2 separate regions of the Homo sapiens genome follow, and region 1 is linked to region 2. The links are chromatin contacts, found by Hi-C or POLR2A ChIA-PET in ENCODE. All regions are on one chromosome and are shown on one strand. The core of a region is the stretch at or near the end of the contact, and the rest is flanking DNA. Distances in the headings are between cores, read along the strand shown. Region 1 holds the start of SOX9-AS1 (SOX9 antisense RNA 1). Region 2 has its middle 8.4 kb from the start of LINC02097.

Region 1 (4,098 bases), core at 1,298-3,797, 52 kb after region 2:
ACTTCACTAGCACTTCCTGGTTTGCCTGACTAAATATCAAAATGCTTCGAGCAGAAGTGAAGTTGGAGTGGCAAATCCCAGAGACAGGAGAAGGGAATAGGTGAGTTTGTATTCTATCCTCTGCCCAGACTGTGCAGTCCACTTGGCTGAGGATCCTATAATAACCCAAGAGTTGGCTGAAGTAGGCCTTGGGCCTAGCTGAGCTGAGGAAGGTGAGCTTAGAGGCAAATGTCCCCACTGATATCACCCTGAAGCCCTGCTTTCCTAAAACCTAAGTTCCTGGAGGAGAGTCAGAAACCAGAGAACCATTTAAGTGCCAGGAAAATACAAAGCAATTAGTGACTTTTGCTTTAGGCAGAATCTAAAGAGGAAAAAGAAATCTTTGAGCCTCATGAAACTCCACCTCCCTGGGCCTCTTCCGGAACCACAATGTTCAGCCCACTCAGTGTTTGGCCAATGCCACTCTCTCCTCCCCCAGAACATTTCTTTGCTCCTGGAAAATCATCTGGAAACTGTCATCACCACTGTGCTGGTTGGCAGATGTCCCCCAAAGAGAGAGTGAAGCGTACCACACACTACAAGGCATTTCTGGGCTTGGACCAAGAAGGGGCGAGGGCGGAGAAAGAAGATGGCCCAGTCAAAGGGCAACACAGCATCAGCAGGGCTCCTGGGGCCAAGAGGAAAGAGATGGGACTGAGTCTGCCACCAAGCCAGGAGCTTGGGGTGCCACTCCTTACCTGCGCTTTACCTGCCTCCAAAGCACCTTGATGGAGCCGCAAGGATGGGAGGCAGCTTTCTGTGACCTGTGAGTCGTCTCAGGGAAATAGAAGGGGAATCCATGAAAGAGGCAGCAAGAGTCTCAGAACATTATGAGCCCAGAGGACAGAGCAGAGTTCACGTGGACAGAGGCTGGATTCTGCGGGAAACCAGACCTGGAGACAACAGCAGAGATGAAATCTTGTCTCCTTCAGAAGTTTAGGCACATTGTCAGCCCTCAGGCAATATTCACTGAATTGATTTATTCAAAAATCAGAATGATTTGACGTTGGGCTAAATGGGAGAGACATGACAAGTGACAGGGAAAGACAGGATGGAAAGGACATGGTGTCTCCACCACGTTGTACTTCCTCTACCCAGAACTCTACTCTGTCATCTGGAGTCCTAGAAAGATTTAGATGTAGCCACCCCATTCCCCCCATCCCTGCCCAGCCTCGTGTTCGTCCATACTTTGCAAATTTGCAAGCACCCGCAACAGCCTGCTTTGCCGCCCATGATACAGCATATATTTAATATAGTTGGGGTTCAAACTAATGCTCTACTGGGAGCTCCCTAGGAAAACTCTAGAGCCAGGTCCCTGGGGAGAAGTGGACCCTGGAGGCGTGGGGATGGGGTGAACGCCTGGGTGGAATATCTGAGCAAACCTACTCTGCCTTTCTGTCCAATCATACGGTAGAAAGCATACCTTCCAGGTACAGTATCAACCCCTCCGTCAGGGTTAGACACCACCTTTTCTCCTGGCTGCTGAGGAAAACATCTCAACCTATGAGATGTCTCCACTGCTCCAAGAAAATGAGTATTTAGGGGAAAGATTAAATGCCCATATACTTGAATCTATAGTGACCCTACCCCTAAATTATACTAGTAACTGTTTATCTGTCTCTGCTTTGCCTGTGGATATTAAGGCAGATGAGACAAAAAGTCTTCTTTTGCCAACCAAAGCTAACAGTTTGCGAGCTTTAGGGGGACCCCAAAGGGGACCAGTTTCTGTAATACAGTTGATGCCTTCTGTCTGTGTTCTGTCAGGATTCCCTCACATTTTAGCCAACCTGGAAACTAGGGAAGAAAAAGTAACAGGTTCCAGTCCTAGAACTCTGTGGAAGAAATCAACCTGCCCTTTCTCGTGGGGGTAAACACATGTGATCCAAAAGATAGTGACAGGAACACTGTTATATTTTCCGGGTCTTAATGATTTGGAAGGGGAATACTGTCCCCTCTCCTAGGCCAGTCCAAATTTCACAACCCATCCGGAAAACAAAAGGCTGAAGACAGAAAAAGAAGACATTTACTATTCCACTTCTTCCTTTTACATCAGTGAGAGAAAGGGCCTTGGGAGAAAGATGGCACAGAGAGAAACAAAAGAAAGAAAGAAAGAAAACCAAAAATCTCTGCTTTCTCAAAAATCCCTGGTCTGCCTATCTAGGCTGGGAGAGACCCCGAGGGCAGCCTGTCTCTCCTGCAGCCTTTGCAGTCAGCGACAGGCATCATGAAATTAATTTGAAATAAACAATGACAAAGCAGGAAGCTCAACGGGTCCCTGAGTTGCTTTGGGCCCCCACTCCTCCCCGAAGCCCCTGGGCTGTTTAACAAAGCCGTGGGTCCGCCTACCCCAAGCACTTTTTGTGACGTCACAGCTCCGAGGACCATCCGGGGGCTTTACTCTCGCGGAAGCCCAAAAGTTGGGGTTTGACCTCATGACCTTGGCCTTCCCGGGGGGCGGGAGGCCCTCGGGACAGGACGCGCTGTCCCCGGAGTCCGGAGCTCAGGCCAGTGGCAGTCGACCCAGCCCCCGAGACTCCCTCACGCCGCTCCAAAACCAAAACGGAGCCCAACACGAAGCTGGGTGAAGCCGTAGCTTGCAGGAGCCAGGGAGATGCGCTCTGCCCGGGACTTCCCGGGTCCTGTTGAGACGGAAAGGATCGCAGGGAAGACAGGATAATTGGTCTTTAACTCTGACCGTTACCTTCGAAATTGCACCTTACAAGCATGTCCTCTATTTCCGTGGCTTGATGGGGACACTTTCTCTGATTAAGATCCGGAATAATCACCCACCCAATGGGATCTCTTAGAGGGAAGCGCTGGTTAGAATCCCTCCAGGCTGAGATGCAATCATCGCCATTGAGCCTGCCCTCCCCTAGGGAAACCCCACAAAACCATCCTGAGAATCTCAGCCCTCTTTGGTCGGTACCTGAGACTGCATAGACCTAAACTGAAAGGTGATCGAAGGGGAGGAGCAGTTGCTCGTGCGGAGGAAGCTCTTGGGGCCGAAGTGGCCCCGGCCGAGTATGTCGCAAAGGAGGCACCACTGCGTTGAGCGCTTACTGTATCTTTACTTTTAAATCACCAAGGCAAAATCACCTTCAGCTAAAAATGCCTGAAAGACTTTTTAAAATAGTGGGAGTGGGCGTTAGGGGGAAGAGATGGCCTAGGAAATTTTCCGCAGGGCGTTCTAGGGATGAGTTGAGGGAAGCCGCATGACGCGCGGCTCCCCGGTGCCACAGCTAAGGACAGATATTTTCGCAAAACCCAGAATGAAAAAAGAGCACGCTCCCTTTGGGAGCGCTGTCCCTTTGGGACTGGGGCCTTCCACTCCCACCCCTCCTTTTTCCCTGATCGGCTCCGCAGCTCCACGACAAGCCAGCTGGTCTGGTCTCTGACTTGGGCTCCGGTCCGTACCCCCGGGGCGCCCTGCTGTGTTACAGCCGCCCGACGCCCCCAGACCCGGCCAGGTCACCAGGGCAGATTGGAGGTTCGCGCCCCCTCACCCGACACCTCCCGTCCACCTCATCTTTCTTTTTTTCGAAAACAGGAAAGGGAAGAAAACTGAAACGGGCCTCTTGGTCTGCAGTTTTAGCGGAGTCGGGATTCCACAGCCCTGAGTGGCACATGCCGGTCAACTTCCCAAAGTCGGGCTCCCGTGTGGGGAGAAATACACACGCAGGAATGCACAAGCATCGCGTGTTCGCAACTGTCGCTGGGAGGTCTGGCGGCTGTGATGGGACATGCACTCACTCGGGCAACACGTCCACAGGTGACATCTATTCGATCAGTCAACAGATATTTATTGCGCACCTACGACGCTATCTGGTACTTTCCTTTTCCCCTTAGCTGTTGCTGTCCAGCCCAGCGCCAGTCCAGAGACGGGCTTACCGGCCGCTCCCTTCCACAAGAAACTCGTGTCCGGCGTGAAGAGCGGACGATAAACACTCTCCAAGCCCAGCGAAATGTACTAATTACAGGAGCGGCTGGGAGCCCGCGACACGGGGACCTGTCCCTCCAGGGATAGGAGTCTTCTACCTGCAAGGGACCCGGCCTGGGGAA
Region 2 (4,056 bases), core at 863-3,362:
GCTATTTCTACCTGCTCTACAAGTTTCATCAGGGTCACCAAGAACAAGACTCATCAAAGGACAGGCAAGAAACAACACACACAAAAAACAGAAAGACAAATACTGTGTGTTCTCACTTATAAATGGAAGGTAATAATGTGTACACATGGACATGAAATACAGAATGATAGACATTGGACATTTGGCAGGGTAGGGGAGTGGAAGGGGGGGGTGAAGGATGAGAAATTGTGTAATAGGTTCAATGTATATTATTAGGTGATGGCTACACTGAAAGCTCAAACTTCACCACTACTCAATATGTCCATGTAACAAAATTGCACTTGCTTCCCTTAAATTTATACAAATAAAAAAATTTAATGAAAAAGAAAACAGACAAAGGAGGCAAGAGTACACTCTTAAATTTTTCACACATCTGCGTAGTGTTTTATAGTTTCCAAAAGGACTTTTCTACAAACCATATTGTGTGAGCCTCGTGACGTTCTTGTAGGAAAAACGAACCAGAGCATAGTACCACTTTGCAGATGAGCATATTAAGGCTCAAAAGGCTTATATAGTTTGCCCAAAGTCACACAATGGAGAATGGCTGAGATAAGAACAGAACCCAGGTCTTCTGATTCTCATGAGAAAGTCAAAATACTTTTTGGAACAGCTGTTCTGGCAAGTTCTATCCCTCTTAGACCTCAGTTTAAGCAAGGAGGCAGTCCAGTGGGGAGAGAGAGCCTATCTGAAAGCCATGTTGTCAATCCCAACCAAGCTTACTGGCTGTACCTCCTTGGGTAAAGGGCATTTAATATCAGAGCCCAGGGTTTGAACTGTGTGCCCACTTCAGCCACTGCATCCCTGGCCAGAGTAATCAAATTCAATAGACTAATAACTATGGCAGAGTCAAGGTCCTACAGCATCATTGATTAGAGTGCTGGTTTTCATACTTTTTTTCAGAATAGCAAAACTCTATGTTTTCCAGCAAAATTCTATTTGAAACAGTAAAATACAACTCACAGAAAATGAAAAGTTTCTGTAGTTGAATGGGAATGGTGGGATGACAGTGGTTGGTTACTCCTGTTGGCTTCTCATGGGGACCCTTAAGCACCCCCAAAGAACCATCATCTCCTTGGGGCCCTTTAAAAAAAACCTCACCTTAGCATTTAATGCTATTGAGGGGAGTATGTGTGTTTGTGTTGTAAGACTATGTATGCCTGTGTATGTGTGTACGTGTGTGTGTGTATTGAGGGGGCAGAGGATTCTACGTTCTATATTAATATGGTTCTCCTCCTAAAGCCTGGAGAAGATATCTTAGAATATCCTGCCACTGGTTATAAGAGAGCAAAGAGAACAAGTCGGAGCCCTTTGGGAGAACTGGGTGAAAAAAATATACAGCTCCAAGCATACACCCTACCACAGCAAAGCAACTGGTGAATCTGCATCCATAATAATGGTTAACAGTACTGCTGGTTAAGAGGCAGGCACTGCTCTGAGCACTTCAAGTGTCTTAGGGTTTTAAATGTTCTACCATATCCCTTTGAGACAGCTGCTGTCATCATCATGACTGTGACTGAAAAATCGATGCATAAAGAGGTTAGGTAACATTCTCAAGCTTTTACTGCTTGTAAGTGGTGAAGCTGGGCACAGATCCATGGAGGCTCAGGGTCAGACGCATACCCTGTGATATCTCCAGATGGGGAAGGCAGCAGCCAATCCCACCTCTGAGGGAGCCTCTACCCAATCCCAGTCCTGGTTCTGAGCGTGTCCTGGGATGGAAGTTGCAATCCCCTTGGGGGTCTCCAGTTTACTGTGGATGGGGGTTATGAACCCATGACTTGCTGACTTCTGGCCAGGACCTGGCATTTGCATTTTTCACTGAGCCCCACAAATGATGTGGGCCTGGCCCTGGTTGAAATACAAACCCAGACACCTCAAGTCCAGAGATGGAGCTACCAATCAAAGTGCAAGACACCTTGCTCTTCAATCCCTAAGAGCCAGCACCTTTTTATTATGCCTTCAGCTGTTCAAAGAGCTCCTTACTCCAGCATTGGTGGACTCCTCCTTCAAAGCTCACATGACAAGAAGAGGAAATGTGTGTGACTGGTCACCAGAAGGCCCCAGGGTTTGTCATGCGCTCATCCCACAGGAAGAGGGATTTTCCATTCCCTCCAGGTGTCTTATGCTCACCTTGTATTTTCTTCAGGTTCTCTTAATCATTATTCTAAGAGCACTAATTAGGGTAAAATTTCCCCCAAAGGATAAAGGGCCAGGTTCCCCAGACTTATGAAATAGCCTATAATGTTGGAGATTACTCCAGTGAAAGAAAAAGCCTAGGCAAAGAGCCAGTATCAGTTCCTTAAGGAATCCCTTTTCCTGAGAGTCCCAACTTCCTAGAATCCTGAGACATGTTCCAATGTTTTCTTGGGATGACTAACGTATAACTCCCCAAAGGGTAGGAGCTCTGCTTAACTCACAAGTTACTGGCACAGGACCATGCCTTGCAAATGACAGATACTTTGTAAGTATTTAGGGCATTGGCGTTTTTGTGGGAGGGGGGCTTCGTGGATATTTTGTAGGTTTGTTTTTTTGTTTTTAGAGATGGGATCTTTTTCACCCAGGCTGGAGTGCAGTAATGGGATCTTAACTCACTGCAGCCTTGAATTCCTGGGCCTAAGGGATCCTCCCACCTCAGCCTCCTGAGTACCTGGGACTACAGACACGTGTCAGTACACCTGGGCACTGGCGTTTTTGAATGGACCTAATTCATACACTGATATTGGACTTATTAACTCTGTCACTGGCACCTGTATCATCTTTAGGTCTAGATTTTTAGAGTTAAGATTGAGGAGGAAAATCTGCATCCTTTCTCTGGTCTGTTTCTTCCCTTTTTATCAGTCTCTGCAATAACCAATAGCAAACAAGCCAGGGCCCCTTGGCTCTTTAACAAGGCCAAACAGGTGTGAGAGATTAGCTCCCTGGATGGAGCCTCTGTCCAACAAAACAATGTCAAATTCCCCCCTAATAAAGTCCAGAGCTGTAAGCAATTCCCCCTTGTTATTAAGCAGGAAAGAAAATACAGCCGGCTCCTTCCCAATTAGCTTGGAGGACCCTCCAATGAGCTGAATTTAAACCAGAGAACTGCCATGATCTGGCTTCCACCATAAATAGGGCCTGCCTTCTCCCAAGAATGAAAACTCACTGGCCCAAGCTCCCAGCCTTCTTGGCACGATGGGGCAGACAGCCCCCAACCCCCCACCCCAATATCCATGGGCTGTCTCTGCCTCTGATTCAAACCATCTTTACAACTCCCTGCCAAATCCCTTACTTTGATTTTCCATATGGAGGCTTGGTCTCATTTGCCAGGTTGGTGTTTATAAGGATGGGTTTTTTGACAGTTTCGCTGTCGGTGAAACAGAGGATGGGACCCCACCCCTTGAACATGAATCACTTTCTTGTCATCCAAAAAAGAGTGAAAGATCAACATTCTGAAGCAATAACAACAACAAAATAGAAACCCCAGAGGTATCTAGCAATGGGAACGTCTCGTCTTTCCTTCCCTCCCCGCATCCTCCACCTCAAACTAATAGGCCATGGAGTGGAAAATAGACTCCAAGGTGCTTCAAAAAATGGCCCATCACTCTGTTACCTCATGTTTACACATGGGGTACATAAACGCAGACTGTAAAAGTCACCTGATGGTTTCCCCCACGCCATCTTAGACAGTGGTCAGAGGGAATCTCTTTCAATCTTGAACATCTTACCTGAATAGGGAATGTTTAAACATTCTTCATCTCAGTAAATATTATGATGGCCAGGCTATGCCCTAAGACTTTAAAGCATTGTATTGGTCTGTTCTCACGCTATTAATAAAGACATACCCGAGATTGAGCAATTTATGAAGGAAACAGGTTTAATTGACTCACAGTTCCACATAGCTGGGGAGGCCTCACAATCACAGCAGAGGGCAAATGAGGAGCAAAGGCAGCAGGCAAGAGAGCTTGTGCGGGGGAACTCCCCTTTATAAAACCATCAGATCTCATGAGACTTATTCACTATCACGATATCAGCACAGGA

Evidence for each region. A loop is a pair of places that touch in the nucleus more often than their neighbours do. ChIA-PET counts read pairs that join two places held with the same protein, here RNA polymerase II (POLR2A). Pooled maps may share reads with other maps.
Region 1: a map of GM12878 shows a loop between it and region 2 (2.4-fold over the local background). The contact joins the promoter of SOX9-AS1 here to the enhancer-like site in region 2. A Hi-C loop is called at or near these places in 3 of 168 maps with a recorded cell type or tissue (GM12878, breast epithelium and mammary epithelial cell), 2 of 37 single-sample maps with no recorded cell type and 2 of 50 pooled maps. POLR2A ChIA-PET finds 5 or more read pairs at or near these places in 4 of 52 experiments (GM10248, HCT116, OCI-LY7 and 1 more).

The regions. Positions count from the first base shown.
Region 1 is chr17:72,113,469-72,117,566 of GRCh38, forward strand. It overlaps SOX9-AS1 (SOX9 antisense RNA 1), which reads right to left and starts at 2,548. Exons shown (of 7, transcript NR_103738.1): 1 at 2,386-2,548; 2 at 738-932.
Region 2 is chr17:72,061,864-72,065,919 of GRCh38, forward strand. No RefSeq gene overlaps it. Among named protein-coding and RNA genes, the nearest start is that of LINC02097, 8.4 kb to the right of the region's middle. Within about 2 kb of position 2,113, at least 2 of the 41 ENCODE cell types and tissues checked have a DNase peak (open chromatin) inside an H3K27ac peak, as active enhancers do; they include breast epithelium, where a contact is called at or near this core.